2 separate regions of the Mus musculus genome follow, and region 1 is linked to region 2. A link is a loop called in an ENCODE intact Hi-C map of the cell type or tissue named here. Cell type or tissue: left cerebral cortex. All regions are shown on one strand. Each heading gives the region's core, and the rest is flanking DNA. Links, peaks and the distances in the headings are about the cores only.

Evidence for each region. Peaks named below come from ENCODE experiments on the same cell type or tissue, not always from the same donor. Only the 100,000 strongest peaks of a DNase experiment are listed, where the experiment ranks them.
Region 1: it touches region 2 in a loop (6-fold over the local background); 3 of 42 quality-filtered maps call a loop at or near these places.

What each region holds. Positions count from the first base shown.
Region 1 is chr7:123,025,232-123,036,900 of GRCm38, reverse strand. It overlaps a transcript of Tnrc6a not described here. Among named protein-coding and RNA genes, the nearest start is that of Rbbp6, 61 kb to the right of the region's middle. In left cerebral cortex, for the core only: a CTCF peak has its summit at 8,796 (motif pointing left); DNase peaks (open chromatin) are centred at 1,379, 5,297, 5,623 and 5,871; H3K4me3 peaks cover 1,799 bases; H3K27ac peaks cover 1,994 bases.
Region 2 is chr7:123,077,069-123,088,737 of GRCm38, reverse strand. It overlaps Gm39084 (a long non-coding RNA gene), which reads left to right. Exons shown (of 4, transcript XR_003946873.1): 2 at 10,098-10,208. It also overlaps a transcript of Tnrc6a not described here. Among named protein-coding and RNA genes, the nearest start is that of Gm39084, 15 kb to the left of the region's middle. In left cerebral cortex, for the core only: a CTCF peak has its summit at 5,046; DNase peaks (open chromatin) are centred at 4,927, 5,199, 5,849, 6,329 and 3 more places; H3K4me3 peaks cover 636 bases; H3K27ac peaks cover 2,375 bases.

The DNA of each region.
Region 1 (11,669 bases), core at 1,273-9,272, 52 kb after region 2:
AAGAAAAAAAATTAAGAAGCAAATCAATGAATAAAGAAGGTGGTAAGAGCCGGGTGTGGTGGCATACGCCTATAATCCCAGCACTCGGGAGGCAGAGGCAGGCGGATTTCTGAGTTCGAGGCCAGCCTGGTCTACAAAGTGAGCTCCAGGACAGCCAGAACTATAAAGAGAAACCCTGTCTCGAAAAACCAAAAAAAAAAAAGAAGGTGGTAAGAGATATATTAACTAGTTGCTACCTAGGGGCTTATTTAAATATTCAAACTGATAACAGATTAAATGACAGATGACAATTGCCACCGTGTATGCACTAACTGGGCAGCTCAGAATAGGGACTTACTTTTGATTTGGGGGGACATGGTGATGTCATAATAGTTATGTTTAAAGGAGGCGGGGCAGTCCTTGGAGCTGGAGGCATAGTTCCACAGTGACTATAACTTCCTATGGTCACTATAGCTATAGGTGACTGCCTAGCTTGTGAAAGGCCTAAGCTCAATCTTAGAACTGAAATGAAAACAAACCTTTAAAGAGATTAAAAAGAGAGACAGTTATGGATTTGTTTTGTTTTGTTTTGTTTTTAATCACACACAGACTTTACTGGATAACTGGGAGACAGACTGGCTGTAGGTCACAGACCAGTGATCAAAACAAGTCATGATTGGAAAAATGCTATCTGTGGGGCAAACAACCATGCCAGGGTGTCCCAAAAGCTCCACAGTAGACAAGTCCCCACTAGTGGGCAAAGCCACACTAGAGAGTGGTAGGTCAGGTCAGATACTGTTAGGGACCCCACGTGGGGATCAGTCCATGGCCATCCAAGCTCCTATACATATGGCTGAGTGTGGTAGCCATAGCTTTAATTCCAGCACTTTTTAGAAGCAGAGGCAAATAGATCTCTGTGAGGTCGAGGCTAGCCTGGTCTACATAGTAAGTTCTAGGTCAGCCAGGGCTACACAGTGAGACTTAGTCCCAAAACAAAAGCACAAGACAAAAACAAAAGCAAAACTACCCCCCCCAAAAAAAAACTCTATATGCAAAATTATATCGTACCTAAAATTTTAGTTCAGATAGTCTTGGCTGGGAGGGGTGGTGTGGGGTAAAAAAGATTGCCTTTGAACTGAAAATTATTGAAGATAATTGTGTGGGGTTTACTATATATTATCTATATGTACATGTTTTCAATTTTGAGTAATAAAATATAAAACGAAAACCCGGGGCAAGCAAAGGAAGAAACACTGGCTAAATCAAGACCTGAGTTGAAAGGAGAGTAAAAATAAGGAGTGTGGGAGCTGGGATTCACGCTCTTATCTTGCTCAGAATAGCACCAGTTTTTCCCAGCGACAACCCAGACCCACGGTTCTCAAGCTTCCGTGTGTTTATGAATCACCCGAGCTTCTTGTTAAACTGCGGTGGGGTGCAGAAGGCCTGGGTGGGCCTGGAAGTCAGCCTAAAGCAAGTGACTGAAGACTCAGCTGATACTCCCAGGAGGCTATCTGGTAGAACTCAGTCATTTGGGGTTGGATGTGGTGGTGTATGCCTATAATTCTAGCACTCAAAAGCTGAGGCAGGGGGATAGTGCAGCTCTTTCCCCCACTGTAGCTGGTACTGCTTTGAGAGCTTCCTCATTCCCTCTCACTCCTTCCTGCTCATGTCCTTGCTCTAGTCTTGTCGACTCTGAGATTCGTTTCACCTTCCATTCTCTCTCTCTCTCTCTCTCTCTCTCTCTTTCTCTCTCTCTCACTCACTCTCTCTCTCTCTCTCTCTTTCTCTCTCTCTCACTCACTCTCTCACTCTCTCCCTCCCTCTGTGAGATTTTTCAACCTGACTGTCCTCTACCATGTCCAGGTACTTGGTCCCAAGCAGCTAAGTGTTCCTGGAGACAAGTGCAGACTTTAAGCACGCCTCTCTGCTCTTCCTACTTATTTTACCCTGAGACCCTCACTACCTGCTCACACTCGCTTCTCCCTCTTCAAGATGACCTGTATCTCAACCACATACCACCAGCTGTATGGCTCCTACACTAAACTGCCTCTGTCCTTTCCCTATCCTCACCCCCTAAAGCCACGTTCTTTGTGCCCCAGGACCTTTGTGTGTGCTGTTATGGTCTGAAAATAGAAGCATACTGAGTTCTATCTGGATTCAATTTCATTTTAGGGAAACATCTCAAAAAGATCCTTGGACATTCTCAATAATATTGAGAAGAGGAGACCTTGCAGGGCTACGTCCATCTCACACTAGACCTCTAAGGTCTTTACCAATCAAGTACATAGAGCCTTGTTTGTTCTGACCATAAAACACTGCATGACCAGGATAAGTTCATCCCTATGCACAAAATGGCTTCATGGTACCTCTGGGCTTCAGTTCCTCCCAATGTTATAGAGGCATGTGTGTGTATATGTGAGTGAGCGTGTGTGTGTGTGTGTGTGTGTGTGTGTGTGTGTGTGTGTTGGATCCTGTTGGGTATGTTACCTTGATCACTCTCCACCTTTAACTCTTGGACAAAGTTTCTCACTGAGCCTGAAGCTCAACCATTCATTCAACTGGACTCGTTGGCCAATGAGATCGAGGCATCTGTCTGTCTGTACCCCACCCACACCCCACTCCCCTGCCATCCTCCAGAGCTGGGGTCATAGGAGTGTGTCACCAACCCCGGTTCTCTACACAGGCTCTGAGGATCTGAACTCGGGCCCTTAGGCTTCTGAGACAGGTACTTGTTGACGGAGGCATCTCCCCAGCCCCCAGCTTATCTGCTTGAATTCATGTAGTCAGTCTGGAAAATAAGTAGGCATAGTATTTTATAAGTTCCCCAATCAAGGTTACATCTCTCCACTCCGGTCCTGACTCTAATTTGTTTAGGCCAATGGGGCAGCGGCAGCAGCAGCAGCACAGGTAGCTGTTTGAGAATGGCTGCAGTTTGAGGTTTCCCTCTCTGGCTGCTGCTTCATGCTAGCCATCTCATGAAGACTGAATATGGAGATGCACAGATCAGACAATTTGTTTATTTTTTTCTGCTTTATTTTTTGAGAGTTTCATACATGTATATAATGTGTTGTATTTTTATCCACTCCTTATCCCATTTCCTCTGACCCCTTCTTTTTCCCAGCTCACCCCCTCCTACTTTCATGTCGTGTGTGTGTGTGTGTGTGTGTGTGTGTGTGTGTGTGTTGTTTGCATACATCTTATCCAGCCACAGTTGCTGCGTGCTTACAACTGCAAGGGCCACGCCATATCCAGATGATAGCATGTCACAGCACCCCCGCCATCCTCTAGCTCTTCTGATCCTTCCCACTCACTGGGCCTTGGAGGGAGTGACACAGATGTCCTGTTTCAGGCTAAGCACGCAGCAGTCAATTTTCCCTATCGTTTGACCACCGGTCTCTGCATCATCCGAGGTGCACGGGTAGAAGGCCTGATCAATTTCAATGCCCCCGCATCCACCAGTCCCTGATCACGACCTCTACTCCCAGCCAGCCTACTGGAGACCTAGCTGGACAAGCCAGTCCTACCAAGTGCAGTGCAGCCCCTGCCGTGCCAGCTGCAGTGGCTGACTCCCAGAACAAAGAGCTACAAACGATCCTATTTGTAAGCTACCACTTTGGAGGTGGTTTGCAACCCAACACACACTGGTTCGTTTCATGGAGGTTTTTTCTCATGCTGAGAATCCAGTTCCCCACTTTCACCTTCCATGGTGGCTCATCAACCCTGGGATGAGACCTAAGACCCCTCCCCCCGCACCCCCAGCAGGTCTACAACAGAGCCCTTTGCCATCAGGAGCACCCCAACTGGCACCGGCACATCCACACACCCTGTTCAGTCCACAGGTTTCTCATGAGACTGACTTGGTCCCCTAGCCAGGCCTTTGCCCCTGCCTCTCCTTCTGGTTGGAGAGCTCTTCTTGACTTTCATCTTGCTCACTCTGACTTAGATCACATATTACCGAGGCCACCTCTGACCACATTTCATCTATCCCCACTTCTCGCCTGAAATTGGTCTTCTATATTTTCCGAGTACCCTGTTATTTCATTTCTTAGCAAATAGCCTGGTCTGAAACAACAGATTGCTTTATGCCGTGACTTGCTTAATCTGTGTAAGAACAGGGTGTTTCTATTTGTGCATTAATTCAGTCTCAAACCTGCACGGTACCTGTTGCATGGTAACTGTTGGCTGGTTGTTGGTTTTTGTTTGTTTGTTTTGTTTTGTTTTTTTAGCAGGTTATCATGATGGTTAACTGTGTAGGCCCTAGGTAGAAAGTCCAGGGGCCCAAATCCCACCTGGTCATTTACTAGTTGTGTGACCTTAAGCAAGTAAGCTGTGCCTCGGTTTCCCTGAGGGGCTAAAGGTGACACTCTTTCTGAGCTGACAGGGAGTTCTTTCTTACTGGCAGGTCTGCACCCACCCACTTGCCCTGTGCCTACAAAGGTCGCCATGATGGGATTCTCATGGGATTCACACCAGCTTCCCCCAAGGCCAGTTTCTCAGCCAACTCTGCCTCCATGTGCAAAGGTGTGCCCTCAAACTCACAGCAAGCTCCGTGAGCCACCCTGTGTGTGGCACCTGAGACTGCCCCATGGCACTGAACTCTGGCCCTGCCTGCTGCCTTGATGTCTCCCTCAAAATCAAATATTTGGAGTCGTAGAGATTTGCCTCCTGATGGCTGTCACCCTGCTTCCTGTCACTTGATGAGCCCAGCTGGGTTGGCATCTGGGGTTAACAGATAACCTTTTCAGACAAACCCAATGGCAACATCATCTGGGTGAAGAAAAAGCTGACAAGGGACCTTAGGAAATCCCCAGCGACCAAGTCCTTAGGACCGCCTGGCCTCTTCGTTCCTGGGCACAAACGATATACAATCTAGGTATCCAAAACAAAAACAAACAAACAAAAAAGATTTTAAAAACAAGATGAGAGGTGCGGCGCAGAGAGAGGGGAGGGAGGGAGAGAGAGAGAGAGAGAGAGAGAGGGAGAGAGAGAGAGAGAGAGAGAGAGAGAGGGAGAGAGAGAGAGAGAGAGAGGGAGAGAGAGAGAGAGAGAGAGAGAGAGAGAGAGAGAGAGGAAGGAGGGGGAAGGGGGGCTCATGAAAAGGGGCAGAGAAGAACAGGATGAGAGGTGGAGAGGCTTAGAGGAGGAAGAAGAAGAGTGGCAGGAGACAGACTGGGGACAGGAGGAGACACGCAGTTGCTTGGTCCACCCAGCAGAACCCAGCTTCGCAGGGCAGGGCCCAGAGCTTAGCTCCCCAGTGCCTCGGGTGCTCCCCACTCCCCCCACCTCCTACCCTGGGAGGGTGTCCTGTGCATGTTAATGAGACAGTTGAAGACAGCTTCCCAGATAATTGTTAAAGTGTTCAGTAACTTACCAGGCTGATAGTCAGAGGACTGCAGAATGCTGGGGGGACGGCTCCTGGGGTGGGGGCAGCACAGGGGCCTTGTCTCCAGGTACCCGGAGCTCACAGGCTGCAAAACGAAGAAGGGTTTTCCATTCGGTCAGGCACCAACGCAAAGGTAGAGAGAGCCAGACCAAAAGGCAAAGGGAAGGAGGGGAACCTGCGTGTGTTTTTGTATTTAAATTGTTTTTGAGCCCACGTAGCCCTGGGAGTCACATGCCGCCTCCAACATCACCGGAGCCATCACATGATACAGGTCCCCCATCATGTGATGAGAAAAATCTGCCTAACTTCAGGCCCCCCCCCACCCCCACCCCTGCTCACAGACTGACAGACGAAGTGTTTCTAGAAGAGCGCCCCCCCCCCCCCGCCGCCCCAAATCAGTGACAGAGGGAGGGATGCAGATGGGGGAGTCTGAGCCCACGCAAGGCTGATCTTGATGAATTGTTAATGTGCCTCTCTCTCCTAAGCCCTGAGACTTGGAGCCATGCCAGACTCATTTGAATTCCAGCCTTGAATAACCAAGTGTTGCCACCGCTGCCCCAGCAAATGCAGGGCGCTTGAGCTCACACCATCCTGCCTCGTTGTGGGGAGCCTGATGGCTGCCTTCCCTACCCACAGCGTCCGAACCGACCGCGTCACTAACAGTGGAGGTGGAAACGGCGGGGGGTACTGGGGCGGTGGCGGTGGGGGACCTGCAGAAGAGGAGCCGGCTGCAGCAGAACCTTCTAGTCCTTCGTCCCACCCCTCAGCCGCAGTCTGAGTCAGGTGGAGCCGGCTGGCTCTCTGATTACAACGTCTCCTTTTATACTTGGTTCTGGGACCTCTGTGGGTGGAGACCTTCGTATTCTTCTGTCTGTCTGTCGCCCTCTCCTCATAACCATTCCCGAATCAAGACACAAATTGTGTTTAAAAATCTCCCGCCTAGCTGCTTCCCTTTGTGCTCATTTATTCTCACACTCTGATCCCTCTTTCCGTACAAGCTCCTTCTCAGGGCGCCTATTCCACTGCAGGTTGTACACACACGCACACGCGCGCACACACACACACCGAGATGGGACAGAGGTTATGGTGTGGAGCTCTGTCCTTGGCATGCATCTGGTCTGTTCCGAGGCAACAGAAACCCAGACAGATGTGGCAGATCCCAATGCCAGAACCACACAAATGCAGAATGAAAACCCTCTATTAGCCCAGTCTGAAGGCTCGGCTTCTGCCCTCACCCTATCTCTACCCCCAAACTACTCAACAGAGGAAACTTCCTCTGCACCCTACAACACACAATCACCTGCTTGCTTTGTTTCTTCTCTGCTTTGATTTACAAGTCAACTGGAGATGCCACCCTCCTCCCCCACCACCCACCACTCCCCACCCCCAGTGTTAACATTAACCTCTGATTCTTACTCACGGGGGAGGGGGGAGGGGGGAGTGGGAAACAAGCAGGCGAACAGGTGGGCTACTCTCCTTGGGGGCAGTGTGACCTACTGTCACTTGGTAGTTCAGGAGATCGTGTGGAAGACCAGGTGGTCAACAATATCAAACACCTCCGAGGAAGGAGTCTGCTTCCAGCCAGAAGTTTTTGTCCAGGCTATTCTCTATAATGAGAGCAGAGGAGGGGGTCTGTGGAGAAACGCATGGCTGCCCACCAAGCCAGGTTCCGTAAGGACATATAGTATATATCCCACAGACCCTTTCTAGGCTACTGTTGGTAGGGGTTGAGTCTGGATATAGACCTGTATAGTTTTTACACTTGAGTTTGTATAGCTGTCTTCTTCAACACAGAGGCCCAAGCCATCAGAGAGAAATTCTGTGTAAATAGAATCGACACTCTTATAAATGGGCTCTCAAAATAGGAAGAAGAGACGGCAGAAAACTGGGGTGCTCAGCATGACCGCTAGCTGGTGTCCATCTTGACATCTTGGTGGGCACATGGCTGTCTTAGGGCATGGGAGCTGTAAACAGTACCAGAAAAAGAAAGCCAAGTCTTGTGCCAGTGGACATCCACAGCAATTGGAGACCCTTAGCTTATTTTCTTGCCCATGTGTGTACACATCTGCCTGTGTGCCTATTTGCCTGCAGGTGCACACTGAGACCAGCAATTAACATGGGACCTCCTCAGTTGCTCTCCACCTTAGTTTTTGAGACACGGTCTCTCATTGAACCTGCAGCTCATGGATGGCAGGGCTAGCTGGCCAGCATGCCTTAGAGATCTGCCTGGCTTTGTCTCCCTAGCTCTGGGACTACGGTTGCGCTCCCCTAACTGACAGGAGATTTGAACTCAGATCCCACTTACATGGTAAGTATTTTACCAACTGAACCCCAGCACAGCAACTCATACAGTACTGCACCCTCAGTAGAAAGGTATGTGATACATTAGTTTTGTGTGTCAGCTTGCCTAGACATGGCGTATCCAGTGTAGATATTATTTCAAGGTAAATTAGTGGGAGTATTTATGGCTGAGATCAACATTTTACTCCCCTGAGACAGACTCTCAGTATGTAGCCCAGGCTGGCTTTGAACTCTTGATGTTTCTGCCTTGGTCTCCTGAGTGGTGGATATGTGGCATCACAGCTGACAGAGTTTAATGCTCTGATTGAGCCACTCAGCCGTATGCTTTCCCCTTCCTGATATGAATGGGCTTCCTTCAGTCCTGTGAGGGCCTGAATGAGGAGAAAAGAGCTTATTTGGCTTCAATATCCTGATCAGAGTTCATCATAGAAGGACATCAGGATAGGCGCTCAAGGCAGGAACCAGGAGGCAGGAACAGATGCAGAGACCGCAGAGGGATGCTGCCTGCTGTTTTCAGGCTCACTTAGCCTGCTTCCTACCCAGGGGTGGCACCCGCCACCACCACCACATTGAGCTGGACCCTCCCATATCAATCATCAATCAAGAAAATATACCACAGACTTGTCCACAGGGCAGCCTGATGTCGGCATCTTCTCTGTTGAGGTTCCTCCTTTCCATATGATTTGTGTCAAGTTGAAAAAAGAATACTGACTAACACACTGCCTGAACTTAGTTCATCTCATCTCCAGCTTGCACAGTGCCTACCTGGTCCTCAGGCCTTCAGACTCAGACTGAACTCCATGGCTGGCTTACCTGAACTGCCAGATTACAAGCAGTAGGCTGAGGGGCCTCTCAGCTTCTCTACCTGTAGGACGTGGCTCCTCATGCTCTCGACATCCCTCTGAAGAACCTGACTAACAACCTCAGAAAACATCAAAAGTTTACCTGAATTCTGGGTCAAAAAAACCCCAAAACCCAAAAACAAACAAAAAACCTTCCATGATGAGGCTGGAGAGGTGGCTCAGTGGTTAAAGCACTGAGTGCTCTTCCTGAGGTCTTGAGTTCAATTCCTAGCAACCACATGGTGGTTCACAACCATCTATAATGGGATCCAATGCCCTCTTCTGGTGAGTCTGTAGACAACAACAATGTACTCAGACATGTAAAATAAATAACTAAATCTTTTTTTAAATCTTCCATGATTATTAATAACCAAGTGGGTTTGTTTGATGCTTGAATATATACTACTTTTATAACCCAGACATAACAAAAATAAGGAATGGGGGCTGGGGAGATGGCTCAGTGGTTAGCAGCACTGGCTGCTCTTCCAGATGACCCTGGTTCAGTTCCCAACACACACACAGTGGTCACAATCATAGGTGACTCCAGTTCAAGGAGATCCAATCCCATGGGTATTGGTCACACACGTGCTGCGCAGGTCATACATGCAGGCAAAACACTAATACACATACCATAAAACAAATAAATGTAAAATATTTTAATGAGGAATAATCTTTACCAATTATACACGCATAGAAGATTACTATCTAAGATATAGAAAGAACTAAAAACAACTACCAACAGCAGCAGCAGAAACAGCAGCAGCAACAACAACAACAGCAACAGCAACAACAACAATAACAACAACAAAATCCAACCAACCAAACAAACAAACAAACAAAAAAAATCTCTGGACATCAAGAAACAAAATAACACAATTAAAAAATGTTTACAAATCTAAACAGAATTCTCAAAAGATGAAACACAATTTGCCAAGAAACATATAAAGAAATGTTTAACATTCTTAGTCATTAGTGAAATGCAAACCAAAACTACTTTAAGATTTCATAGTACACCAGTCAGAACGGCCAAGATCAACAAAACAAATGACAGCCCATGCTGGCAAGGATGTGGGGTAAGGGGGACACCTGACCTTTGCTGGTAGGAGTGCAAACTTGTACAGCCACAATGTAGATAATTGTGGTGGTGGAAGCTGGGAATAGCTCTACCTCAAAAGCCAGCTACACCACTCCTGGGCACATACTCAAAGGACTCTGTATCTTGCTACAGCGGCACTTGCTCAACCATATTCATTGTGGCTCTGCTCATCATAGTCAGAACTTGCAAACCGCCTAAATATCCGTGAATGGATAAATGGGTAAGGAGAATATAGGACATTTACACAACGTAACATCATGAGAGTCTCAGGTAAATGGGTGGAGCTTGAAAAAAGTCATCCGGAGTAACCTAGATCAAAAACTACAAATATGCTGGGCGATGGTGGTGCACACCTTTAATCCCAGCGCTTAGGAGGCAGAGGTAGGCGGATTTCTGAGTTTGAGGCCAGCCTGGTCTACAAAGTGAGTTCCAGGGCAGCCAGGGCTATACAGAGAAACCCTGCCTTGAAAACAAACAAACAAACAAACAAAAACAAAAAAAGAAAACCCTACAAATATGGTATATATTTGCTTATATGTAGATGAGGGCTGCTAAGTCTTGGATAAGCAGGCTACAATCCATATGACCACAGAGATTATGTCTAGCACTGGGGTGTGTGTGTGAGGGATGCTTCCTGGGGAGGGGAAATAGAATAGATAGAGGTGGGGGAGGGGGCACTGGAATGGGAGAATCAAACAAGAGAGGGAAGGACGAGGGGCAAGGGAGGGTATATGGAGAGGGACAGTTAAAATTAAGGGACATTCGAGGGCTCCTGTAGAAACCTAGCACAGTAGAGGCTTCTTAAAATATATGCATATATGAAAGAAATCTAAGCAATGAGGGAGAAAAGCTGCATCCAGATATCTCTTGCCTTCCACTGAAAGCCCCAGGCCCAGGAATGGGTTACATCTAATCATGTCGTTGGCCAAAGGGGCTCCATGAAACCCCCTAACAACACAGGCTACCACCAAGCCTATTGGTTTCTCCCCACAAACTGATGAAGCCCTCCTACTGAAGGTGATAGCTATATAACTCACTCAGCACAGAGAAGTCGAGCTGCTGTCTACCCAGAGCCTTTGCCCCTACTGACTAATGTTCAAGCTACTGGAGATACTCTGAACACTGCAAAAATAAATGGCAACTCAGCTATAAGCCTTTCGATCTTATTTTATCATTTTTTTAAATGCCTGTTTGTTTTTTAATGAGAGAGAACAACAAAGGGTATGGATTTGGGTGAGTGGAGAGGTACAGAAGATCTGGGAGGAGTTAAGGGAGAGAAAATCTAGAAGAAAAAGAAGGAGAAGGAGGAGGAGGAGAAGGAAGAGGAGGAGGAGGAGAGGAGGAAGAGGAAGAGGGAAGGAGGAAGAGGAGAAGGGGATGAGGAAGAGGAGGAGGGGGTTGAGGAGGGGAGGAGGGGGAGGAGGAGGAGGAGGAGAGGAGGGGGTGAAGGAGGAGGGGGAGGAGGAGGAGGAGGAGGAGGAGGAGGCGGCAGCAGCTTCTTGCAGAAGAGCTGGGTTTGATTCCCAGCACCTACGTGGTGGCTCACAACCATCCATAACTGCAGTTCCAGGGGAGCTGATGCTCTTTTCTAACCTCCAGGGGCACCAGGCACACACACAGTGTCACACATATATGCAGGCAGAACACTCATATACATAAAATAAAATATGTAAATTTGAAGAAGGAGGAAGAGGAGGAGGAAGGGCTGAGGCTCAGCTGATACACTGTTGAGCTAGATTATACAAAGCCCTGGGTTCCATCTTCAGCATTGCACAAACTGGTGGAAGTGGTACTTGTCTGTAATCTCAGGTTGGGATTGGAGGCAAGGGCATTAGAAGTTTCATGTTATCCTCTGATACTTAGTGCGTTTGAAGCCATCCTGGACTACATGAGACTTTGCTTCACAGTAACAAGAACCCCCAAAACCTAAGGATTCATCAAAACGAAACTGAAAATGCCTACCATCCGGTCTCAGATACAGGCAAGAAAGCAGAAAGTGTAACCTGGCAACGCTGACCGCTGACCGCTCAGGCAGAGGAGTCGTTTCGCTTTCCAGGCTCTTGACCTG
Region 2 (11,669 bases), core at 1,308-9,307:
GGGCATATAGTCTTTAATCCGAGCACTCAGAAAGCAAAGACAGGCAGATCTCTGTGAATTCAAGTCCAGCCAGGTCTACATCGTGAGTTCTAAGGCTATGTGGTAAGACCTGTTTCAATAAACAAACAAAGCATGAACAAACCATTTGTTTAAAGGTCTGGAGTTGTAGCTCAGTGATACAGTGATTGCATGTGCAAGGTACTAGGCTCAATTCTCAGGATGGAAATAAGAATTTAAAGAATCAGCGGGCTACTAGGTGATATTCAGGAGCTGAGTGGACAACAATGGAGGACCTTGGAACTGATGTCACCTCACAGTAAGAAGGCAGTGATGCGACGGTCAGTTTTAAAGCCATCCCAGTGAATGCAGAAAGAAAAGAAGGCTTGCAGAGTGTAGAAACTAGGAATCTATAAGGGATGGGAAAGAGACAAGAGACGAAAAAGAAGACCAAGGGGGACGCAGCATCTGGAAGGGTGTCATGGATTCTGTGAAGGGATCTGGTAGAGAAAATAATGACTGAGTACATTAAAAAAAAAGCCCTCAGGCACCCGGTGTGTCTCCACTGGTACAAAAAGGAGGTCACTGCCTGCAGAGAGGGGAGTGGGAAGATGAACCACTGAGAGCCAAGGATGGAGAGAGGAGCGCAGACCACTGTTGAGTGTTCACATCCTGTGGACACATGCCCGAGTTGGGAGACATTATCTAAATGAAATGTCCTTCCCGGAAGCATCTAATGTCTGAACGGCTGCCAGCCTCTCCTATTTGATTTGCTCCTAATGCACAGTTCCATTAGGCCAGGTGATCAGGCGAGAAAAGCTGAGGGTGGCCTGTCGTCCTGAGCTCTGGGACAGGAAGTAACACAATGTCCAGTGGACGGTGAAGCAGAGGCCCCCAGAGCTCAGGCAGCAGATGGTGCGAGTTCCCAGACTTCATGTACAGAACCCGAACGGACCCCCCCCCCGTTCTCCCTCCTCCTCTTCCTCCCTGGTTTATATGAAAAGCAGAGGCTGAATCCACCTGGTTTTCTTAGTAATTTTAAATTTTTAATTAAAACATAATTCTATCCTGGGCCCCTTCTCTTTCCTCCTTCCCATCTCCCCCTCCCCTCTTACTTTCTCTTTCTTTATTATTGTTACACGTGCATGAATATATAAATACAACCTGTTGAATCTGTTTAGTATTGCTTCTCTGTATGTGATTTCAGGGCTGACCACATGGTATTGGATAAACAATGAGGGGATTTGCCTCTGAGGAGGACCAATTCCCCTCTCAGTCATTAGCTCCTGGGCCTCTTTGGCTCCCTTCTACTTTAGCATGTCTAGTATTTTTCTCAGTGCTCAGGTCTTGCTTAGGCAGCCATAGTGTTGTGGTGTCTCGACTGAGAACCCGTCATTTCTTTTCTTTTCTTTTTTTTAAGAATGGGTAATTTTCTTATTTATTTATTTACTAATATGTAAGTACACTGTAGCTGACTTCAGACACTCCAAAAAAGGGTGTCAGATCTCATTACAGATGGTTGTGAGCCACCATGTGGTTGCTGGGATTTGAACTCATGACCTTTGGAAGAACAGTCAGTGCTCTTATCTGCTGAGCCATCTCACCAGCCCAACTCCGTCATTTCTAATAGACACAATCCAACTACAGCCTTCATGGTCCTCGACTCTATCTTTCTGCCTCTTCTTCTGAGATGTTCCCTGGGCCTCAGGGGAAGAGGCTGTACTGCAGATGTATCCTCTGGGGTTGGCACCCCTGGCTCAGTTGCTCTCTGTATCTTGAACATTGGTGGCTTTTTGTGATGACCTCTGCTGAAAAGTGATGTTTCTTGGATGCAAAACCATCTCTCTGTACACTTCTGCCCATTCTAATAAATCATGTGTGTGTGTGTGTGTTCCCACGTGTTTCTGGGCGTGTCCTTGTGTGTCTACCTGCAGACTTGCTGATTCTTTGCTTCCTTTTTCCTCTTGGGAGACTCAGAAAACTGCATGGAGTAGGTAGTATCAGTAGAAGAAATTGGGTTGTGTTAGCTTCCCTTCCATTAGCATCCTTGTGGCCCTGCATGAGGAAACTGTTTTCACATGCTTGTGCGGATCTAAGAGTACAGTGACTGTATGCGTGCAGGGTGGGGTGGGTATTTTAAGAGAATAAAAAACGCTTGCCAGGGTTGGTTTATGAAGTCTCATCATCCTTTTCAATCAATACTTTGAGGACTTTGCGTTTCTGCGTAATTCAGTTGCAGTAGTGGGGGAGGGACACCCCACTTTCATCTGAAATCTGTGCTCAGTCCCTCTCCAGGCCACTTTCTAAGGAGCTCCAGACTAAGGTCTGGAATAATACTACATTTATTTATTTTATTATTCAGTGCCAAGCAATTAAACCCAGGGCCTTAGGTTCTCTAAGCGTGTGCTCTGTAGCCAAGCAACACTGTGCCCTAGGAAGTTTGAATCGTAAGTTGGAAATAAAAAGTTTACAAAACATCAGGCTTGAGATTGTCTTCCATTGGAAAGTGAGCATTTATAAAAGCCCTGATATCAGGGCTTTGGGGAGCTTTGAATGAATTTGCTGTTTGCCCCTCCCCCATCTTCCCTTTTGCTACTGCTACAACCCGAGGCTCCTCTCCACACAGAGCAGGCACCCCTGGGTGAGTGTAGACCTCTCTCTGGGAAGAGCTGAGCTGTGAGTTCATTCTGAGACACCAGCTGTGTGACCTTGAGCTTTGGCCACCAAACCTGTTTTTCCTAGCTGCTTTTCCTCACTCGTTTTCTTTTTTAGGAACATTTTCATCCATGCAGAAAGCTGAGAGAAAAATGCTCGGACAGCCGATATGACAATATAGAATTAATAATCTGATGGTGAACTTACCCTTCAGGGGTATCCGGCCTTTGAGTATTTATTTATTTATTTTTATTATTTGTGTGTGTGTGTGTGTGTGTGTGTGTGTGTGTGGTGTGACGGTGCTGTGCTGTGGAGTTAGTTTTCTCTTTTCACCTTTACATGAGTTTGAGGAACAGACGGAAGTCAGCAGGTTGAGCAGTCCGACCATCTGACTGGCTCCACGTCCAAGCTTTTGATATTGATACTATTATCTGGAATACAGACTAGTTATTCTGGGATTCATGGTCATGCTCCCATCAGTCCTCCACCATGGTCCATCATTTCAACCTTCCTAGATTCAATCATTGTCAATATTTTGCTCAACTTGCTATACAGGATGTATGTGCCTGAATTGGTCTGTAATACACCATCATATGTACCAGTAATTTAAAGGCTTTGTATATCTCCCCTAGATAGTCTGACCTGTATCACCTAGAAATAATATTTTCCTACATAAGCACAACGCCAGGATCACAGTCAAAGAGAGGTCCCAATGACTTCCTGATGCGATTTCACTGTGGAGTTCTTCCTCCAACTCAAGTATCCCTTGTTTCTTTTATGGCCGTTTCAGTTCTTCTCGTAAGGCTTCAGTCTGGTACTGGAAACCAAGTTTATGTCTCTCAACATTTTTTTCTTCCTGCATTTTGTGTACTCATTAGTAAATAACACTGGATTTGGAAGACTCTAAGGGAATCTTCGTGTAGAGCATGTTCCTAGGGCCTATCTGATTTCTTGCTAGGGAGGGAGAGCTAACTTTTCCCCAGCCTTGTTTCCCTTCTGGAAAATGAACAGAGTAGCTCCATGCAGTTTCTACATGCGCAGTCAGTGTGAGGACTCTACGCCATAACGCTTGTAAAAGTGCTCGGTAAGGTTCCCGGAACACAGTTTCCGTAAACGTCCTCGCTGTTGTCACCATAACAACCAGCTCTCTTTGGCTGTGATTGCCACCGCCATCTTTAGTCTCTTAAACTCCAAGGCATAGTGACGCTTGAACTTTCTGATCACTTCCTCGACCTTCTCGGATATCTTACAACTTGATCTTGCCCCTCCCCCCGAAACCTAATTGGTGACTCTCAGCCAGGTGAAAAACTCTCTTAAACCCCCCAAGAACTCAGAGTTGAGCCTTCCCCATCCTCCTAAGGGTAGCTTCCTTTTCCAGAACCGTAAGGTGGTAACTTGCAAACGGCTCAGACAACATCGAGGCATCATCTGATGCCGTGCCACCCAGGGAGGAAGGGGATGCTTCGTCATTGCTGGCGCTGCGGTGACCTTGGTGCTGAGGCTGTCTGCACACAGCTGCTGCAGTGCTGTTGAAGGGATGCTGGGGAAAGGAGATTGGCTGGCAAGGGAAGTGAGGAATGTGCTGCCAGAACTCTGGGCTCCCAGCCAGATGCTAATTATGATGGCCTGGGGGTGCCATGGGCCCCTGTCAGCCCATGGAAGGAAGTGTGGGGGCTGGTGGGGGTGGGAGAGGTGAGGGAAACAGGAAAGGTGACAGGGTCTGACAGGTTGGAGAAATACACTTGTTCCCCCAGGGTCCACCCTCCCTGCAGACCCAAGCTGTCTGGGAGAAATTGTGGCTGTCACCATAGTAACAGCAGCAGCTGATGTGTGATGCACGGTGTCTTTATTAGAGAACCCTGCTCAACCTTGTGCCAGCACTTTTCCATCTGAATCTTGTTTCTTCAGTGTACAGGACTTCAGATGTCACTGGTGGGGCTGGGGGCTGGTGTTTGGAGATGGAGCAGAGACGGGAATTTTATTATATTTCTGGGGAATGCAGATAGATGGCAGAGAAGCAGATTTGTACATGGCTGAAACATCATTTAAATATTCAAGCTGCCTCAAGAGAGAGAGAGACGCAGGACCCAGAGACCACTGTACCAGAATCCCCTTCAGGTACACACAGGCTGCTGAAGCAGTATAGCAGTATTCCCTTCTCTCTACACTCAGGAGACCCCTGTGGGAGGAATAGTCCGGGATACTGTGGTCCTGGCAGTCAGGGCGAACCTTGTGCCCCAGCCCTGAAAACTTCCACCTGGGAAGCACTGGCTTTCTCGTTCCCTCATTAAGACTCAACGTCATCATCTGTAAAATGTAGACGCTAGAAAACAGCATCTGCCTCCTCACGGTCATGGTGAGAACTGAATGCACTCAGGGGCTAAGGGGGTTGAAACCTAATACTGGGCCTCCGTTAGGGGCTCAGTATCCTCAGTACTCTTGCCTCGGCTCTGCCCCTGAGCTGCACTGGGACTGGGGCTGCTCCTATTACCCCACAACTACATCCAGCACTCCACCACCTCCTCAGCTGCCACTGTGGAGAATGGCACTCTCTGGCAGAGCATGACTATGAGTCACTGGTAACCAGTCCTTCCCCACAGAGGACAGCAGAATGTCTGAACCTAACGGCACTTTAGTGAGACGCTGGGGTACCAGACAGGGGAGAAATGGATGTTTCCTGCGGCAGACAAGGGCCGGCTCATCAAACTGCTGAGAAATCTAATGGGAGGGAGGTAACTATTTACTGGTCGTTTACTCAGAGATGGGTTCTCTCTGTGTGGTCCAGGCTAGTCTTAAACTCATGGTCCTCCTGCCGCAACCTCCCAAGGGCAGGAGGCACCAAGCCCAGCTGTCTACTGTTGTTTCTGAGACAGGGTCTTAGGCAGGCCATGCTGGCCTTGAACTCAATATGTAGCCAAGCTTGGACTTCAGATCCTCCCGTCTCCACTTCCTAAGTGCTGGGATTGCAGGTGTAGGCCACCTTGCCCGGTTTATGTGGTGCTGGGGACTGGACCCAGGGCTATGTGCACCCTACTTGAGTACACTACAACTGGGTCTTCTGCTCTGAACATTTTTTCCCAGTGTGGTTCAGAAGGAAACATATAGTACCGTAAGAAAGTGTGAAGCTAGTATCAGGGCCCCGAGGAAAACTGTGGAAACAAAAACTATGAAAAACTGCAGGATCATTGACGTCTGGCTGATACTCTCCTCATAGAGAAAATTTTGGAGACTCTGCTATAAATGGAAGCTGGCAAGTCACAGAGAGAAGGTGTGAAAACAAACTGTAAATTTCTCCACTAATCAGGACTAAAATGTGTGGAGAGGGAGTGGGGCTTACCAAGGCACTAGTGCTGTCTAGTCTCCAGGGGTGTCTCTACCCAAAGTCACTGCTGACCTGAAGGAAGAGCAAAGAATGACCTCTCCTCAGAAGGTGGTGTGTGTGTGTGTGTGTGTGTGTGTGTGTGTGTGTGTGTGAGAGAGAGAGAGAGAGAGAGAGAGACGCAGGACCCAGAGACCACTGCACCTCAGTGCACCCAACTACAGTCATGGAGACAGATGAAGGAGTGTTCCCAGGGAAAGGCACAGAATTAGTGACGTCAGAGAGAAGGCCTCACAAGGTTCCCTCCAGGCCATTCCACCCACTGTGGAGTCAGAGTACCCCGGGAGGAAGATGAGTCACAGAGGCCTTGTTAACTGCACTGAGCAATTGCAATTTCCTTCCCCATGTCAATCTCGGAAACACACAGATTGTGGCTGAGCTTGAGGACAAAGACTAAAAGAACAGGTGCAGAAGAAAATCCTCCTGTCCTGCCCAGAACTTGTTGATGCAGGTAAGGGGAGTGCAGTACTCAAGACGGTATAAAGTGATGGTAGTATCGGTACTGAGTCCAGTCCTAAGAGTAAAATGTTCATCTAAAAGCAAAAGAAGAAATACATGAATAAGAGAACTCTGGTGGTTTGAATTAAAAATGGCTCCCATAGGTGCCTAGGGAATTATCATTAGAAGGCCTGGCCTTGTTGGAGTGGGTGTTGCTTTGTTGGAGGAAGTGTGTCACTAAGGGGTGGGCTTTGAGGTCTCAGATGCTCAAGCCTGGCCAATGTGTTACTATCTTTTCCTGCTGCCTGATGATCCAGATGTGGGACTCTCAGCTCCTTCTCCAGCATCATGTCTGCCTTCATGCCACCGTGCTTCCCCCATGACAATAATGGACTAAACCTCTGACTTTAGTGGACTAAACTGTAAGCCAGCCCCAATTAAGGGTTTTCCTTTATAAGAGTCGTTGAGGTCATGGGGTCCCTTCACAGCAATAAAATCATAACTAAGACAAAGATCTAGAGTGACAGCCTCCATGTTAGAAGCAGAGTCACTGAGTCATCACAGTTCTGGGATGGGAAATATTGTCTCTATCCTATAGACAAAGCCACCGAGGACTGCAGAGGTCTCAGGAGCTTGCTCATATGTGGGTGGCAGAATGACTGGAGTTCTCCATCCTTCCTTTCTGGTCACATGGCTGTCATTCTGCAAAGTGACAGAAGCTTCTCTCAATGAAAGGGAAATCTCTGTTTTCTCTCTTTCCTTGCCTTGTTGTGTGCATGGACTGGGAATAAAGAGGGGAGATGGTGGGTTGGTTCCAAGCCTGGGATGCAAGGGACCACACACACACTTTCATCTGCTCTTTGGGAACCTGACCACAGCCACATACCCAAGGCCAGGCTAGCTTTTCAGGAGGAGATGCGTGTTAGAGTGAAGTCTGAGTCCAGCTGGGGCCTGGACATCAACAGAGGCCAACCTGAATTAGCAGAGTTGCTGTCTCCAGCCTACAGTTGACCATACATGTATGAAGAAGTCCTAGCCCAGAGAAACCACCTTGCTGACCTACAGACGCACAAGCAATTAGGAGCAGTGCAGTTTTAAGCCATTAAGTTTTGGACTGGCTTTGGTTTAGTACAAGTGAATTGAAAGATCAAGGTATGTCAGTGAGTCGATGCTGGAGCTGGGGCTCATTCCAGGTGTACCCCTCCCTCCCTCCGCACTGTTCTTTTCACATTACGTTTCTCAGGAACGCTCACAAAGATTCCAATTTGATTGAGATTTGCTGTGTCTTCAGTACAATCCCATCATAGCTTTCCACCCAAAGTGAATTGAATGGAAAATAAATGTTTTAAAACGTATGCTGGGGAGGGGGGCGCTAGGGAGATGGCAGAGTGTGTATGTTAAAAATAAACACGGTGTTGTATGCTTATAATCCTGCACTGACACAGTGGGGATGGGCAGATTCCTGGAGCTCACTGGCCAGCCTGCTTAGCCTGATCAAGAAGCTCCAGGTCCCAGGGTCTCAGAAGACAAAGTAGATACGCTGAGGGGGGCAATGCTTGACATTAACTTCTGGCGTTTATATACATGCTGGCGTTTATATACATGCGTACACGGCCACGTATATCCAAACAGATGAACACATGCACACACACACCTACACATAAGCACTCCATATCCAGAAACATATACACATACTGTGGTAGTTTAAATGTAACTAGCCCCCATAAGCCCATGGGGAGTGGCACTCTTAGGACGTGTGGCCTTGAGAAGTGTGTCACTGTGAAGGTGGGCTCTGAGGTCTTATGTATATGCTCACATCCCTCCCGGTGTGGAACTCAGTCCCCTTCTGCTGCCTGCGGAGGAAGATGTAGAACTCTTGGCTCCTCCAGCACCAAGTCTGTCTGCACACTGCCATGTTTCCCACCACGATGATAATGAACTAGTCCTCTGAAACTGTGAGTCGTTTCCAATTGAATGTTTTCCTTGGTGTTTCTTCACAGCACTAAGACCCTAAGACACATACATATGTGCACACCTCTATCATACAGAAACACACATACTTTATGTTGGCTTCTTATCCCCATTAGAAGGCCCTCCAAACTTCCAGGTTATAGTACAATCTAAGTATATGCACTATTCCATCTGGGAAGTGTCTTCTTCCCTTGGCTTCTTGGTATTTCTGTTTACCACCCTTACCCTGGTCCAACACTTTTTCTCTGATGTAAGACTTTGCCTGCTCGCAGATCTCTATAAGACCTTAAATCCTTTTCAGGAATTCTCACAACCCATTCTTATGGGACGGTTGTTGGCCAGGCACCATGGCCACATGTCTTCTGACAACAGCTCCCTGCTTCCATTGATATCTCCTTCAAGAAAGAGGGAACTTGGCAGGCCTGAGATGGACAAATCCCTCAACAGTTCAAAGGCAACACTTCTCCTTGGTCATTTCTAGGCAGTAACCTCTTAGTCCATGGAATATCTTGTCTGATAATCATCTTAGTCAGCTGTGGTTGTGTGGAGGGGAGGCTGTGTTTAGTAGTTCATGTTGTCTGGTTTATGATGGAGCCCTTGGGTCCTGCTGTATCTGGTTTTCCCCTGATCCAGAGACTAGAGACTGGATAACTGATCCCTAATAGAAGCCATCAGTGCTGTGGCTTGGCTTATTTGCCCTGGTCACATTAGGTTTTCAGGGTCACTCGTCATCAACACTGGGGAATGAAGTACAGTTGCCTATGTCTGGTGCATCTCTGTCCCATGCTCACTTTAACAATGCATCCTTCATTGTCATAACTGGTCACTCTGATGGCAGTGGCTTTTCTGAACACTGCGAGTTCTCACAGTCAACCATCAAGCTTGACCAAGCCTCTCCCTCCCTCCCATCTCTTCTCTTTTTCCAATGGACTAAATAAAACAGTTCTTCTACTTTTCTCTGGCCAAATGGCTCAGACCACACTGGGATCATTGGCCATCTCACACTCTCTTCTAAGTGCTTCACTGGCAAATTAATTTCATACGAATTCAATGCCGTTTGGGGACACGACACTGGTGATAATTATTTGCCCCAGCACAGTCTGTATTTTTGCAGAATTCTGGCATGTGAATATGCTTGTTTGAGTGCAGCATACCTATGTTCTGCTTTATGCAAATAAGGGAAGGCTTCCTTAACCAGTGCACATACCACTGGTGGCTGCATAGGTTCTACTGTATAACTTTCTCCAGCAGTTCTCAAGTCTTGGCTACTTAGATCATTTGTGCTTGCTCCTATAAGCCAAGCACTAACCACAATTCCTGAGGAGGAGTCATTAGGCACTTTGGCTATCATTATCTTAAGACAAATTTCTATCCATTGAATTTCTCAATTAAAGAGAAATTTAGTCCCCAGATGTTGATGCAACTGGGGAGGTGGTGGAGACATGAGGAGACATAGCCAGAGGAGGTGGGTCACTGGAGGGCAGGCCTACTGGATTCTAGTCCTGTGCAGGCTCCAGCATGGCTGACTCCTCGCTGCTGACTGAATGGAACCAGCCTTCTCATCTACGAGCTATTCCAGCCATCGAGCCTTTGCTTCCACAATGGACTGTTTCCTCTCAAACCATGAGCCCAAATGATGCCCCCTTCCTTCCTTCAGGTGTTTCTTTCAGGTATGTTGTCACGGTGATAGGAAAAAGCAACTAATACAGAAGGCAAAGGTGGCCACTCTGGAAATACCAACAGCATCCTGCAACTTGGAGAGAAGCAGGTGAGGAGAGGAGCCAGAGGGTGGGGAGACTAGCATCCCCTTGCTCATGTCTAGGCCCAAGAGAGAGCTGAGAGGCACCTAGGTCTGGCACTATTTAGTAGAGAGGGTACTTGCTATCACATTGCCTTCCATGAAAGAGAGCAGATAGAAGAGAACCCAAGGAAAATCACCCAGCTGTGGCCTGTCAGGCAGAGACACCCTGCAGTCTACTTCCTCAACACCCCTGGTCAGCAGTTGGAGGGTAGGATCACCGGATACGAAAGGGAAGGAACACCCAGGGCCAAGCCTACCAGGAACAAGGGTTAACTCAACTGCAGAAGCCGAGTCCAGGACCTCCTCCCCTCTTTCTCTTTGCTGCTTCTCCACCTGTCTCTGATGTAAAGACAAATGAAATGCAGCGAACCAGCAAGCTCAGCCATTTCTTTCCACATCTGTGGGTCAGTAGATACATTCAGAAACTGACGATTCTGGAAACCAATTTAAATTTTCTAAAAGGATAAAAATCCATCTAGAAATGAAGATTAAAACGGCACACACAAATTAACAGCACAGAGGAGCTAGCAGTGTTTGTATCAGATCATAGGACATGTTAAAGAATACAAGATGACCAAATTATATCAAGTCATACTTGAAGTCTTCATCAATGAGCTTGGAAATTAAAATCCCAAAAGAATTAATTTAAAGAGAAGAAAATTTAGATTGGCTCAAAAAAGTAAAATCCTGAGTTCATAGGGCTAGAGATGTGGCACAGGAGTAAGAACACGTCTTACTCTCACAGAGGACCTGAGCTCAGGTTCCAGTAAGCACACCAGGGGCCTCACATCTGCCTGTAGCTCCAGCTTTCAGAGATCTGTTTTTATCTCTAACATCACCAGCATATATGCACGCACGCACGCTCTCACACACGCACACACACACATCTACAGACACACACATGAAAATAAAAATTTTAAACAACCAACCATCAACAATAACAACAAAATCCAAGGGTCAGGGTAGAGGGATGGCTCAGTGATTAAGATGACTGACAATCATCTGTAACTCTAGTTCTAGGTGACCTGGCATCCTCTTTAGGCCTCCCTGGGTACCAGGTACCCACATGGTGCATAGACTATGTATAGGCAAAGCACCCACACACAATTGGAAAAAAATAGTTGGAAGAGCAATTCTTAAAAAAAGCAAAGAGACAAGAGCCAGGTGTGGTGGCACACACCTTTAATCCCAGCACTTGGGAGGCAGAGGCAGCCAGATTTCTGAGTTCGAGGCCAGCCTGGTCTTCAGAGTGAGTTCCAGGACAGCCAGGGCTACACAGAGAAACCCTGTCTCGAAAAAAAAAAAAAAAAAAGCAAAGAGAAAGAGACAATAGAAACTCGAGGGCTGACCAGATGAGGGCTCTTGACGCCCAGCTGGACAGTTAGCTGAGTTCTCTCCCTGAGACGGGACCCACATGGTAGAAGGAAA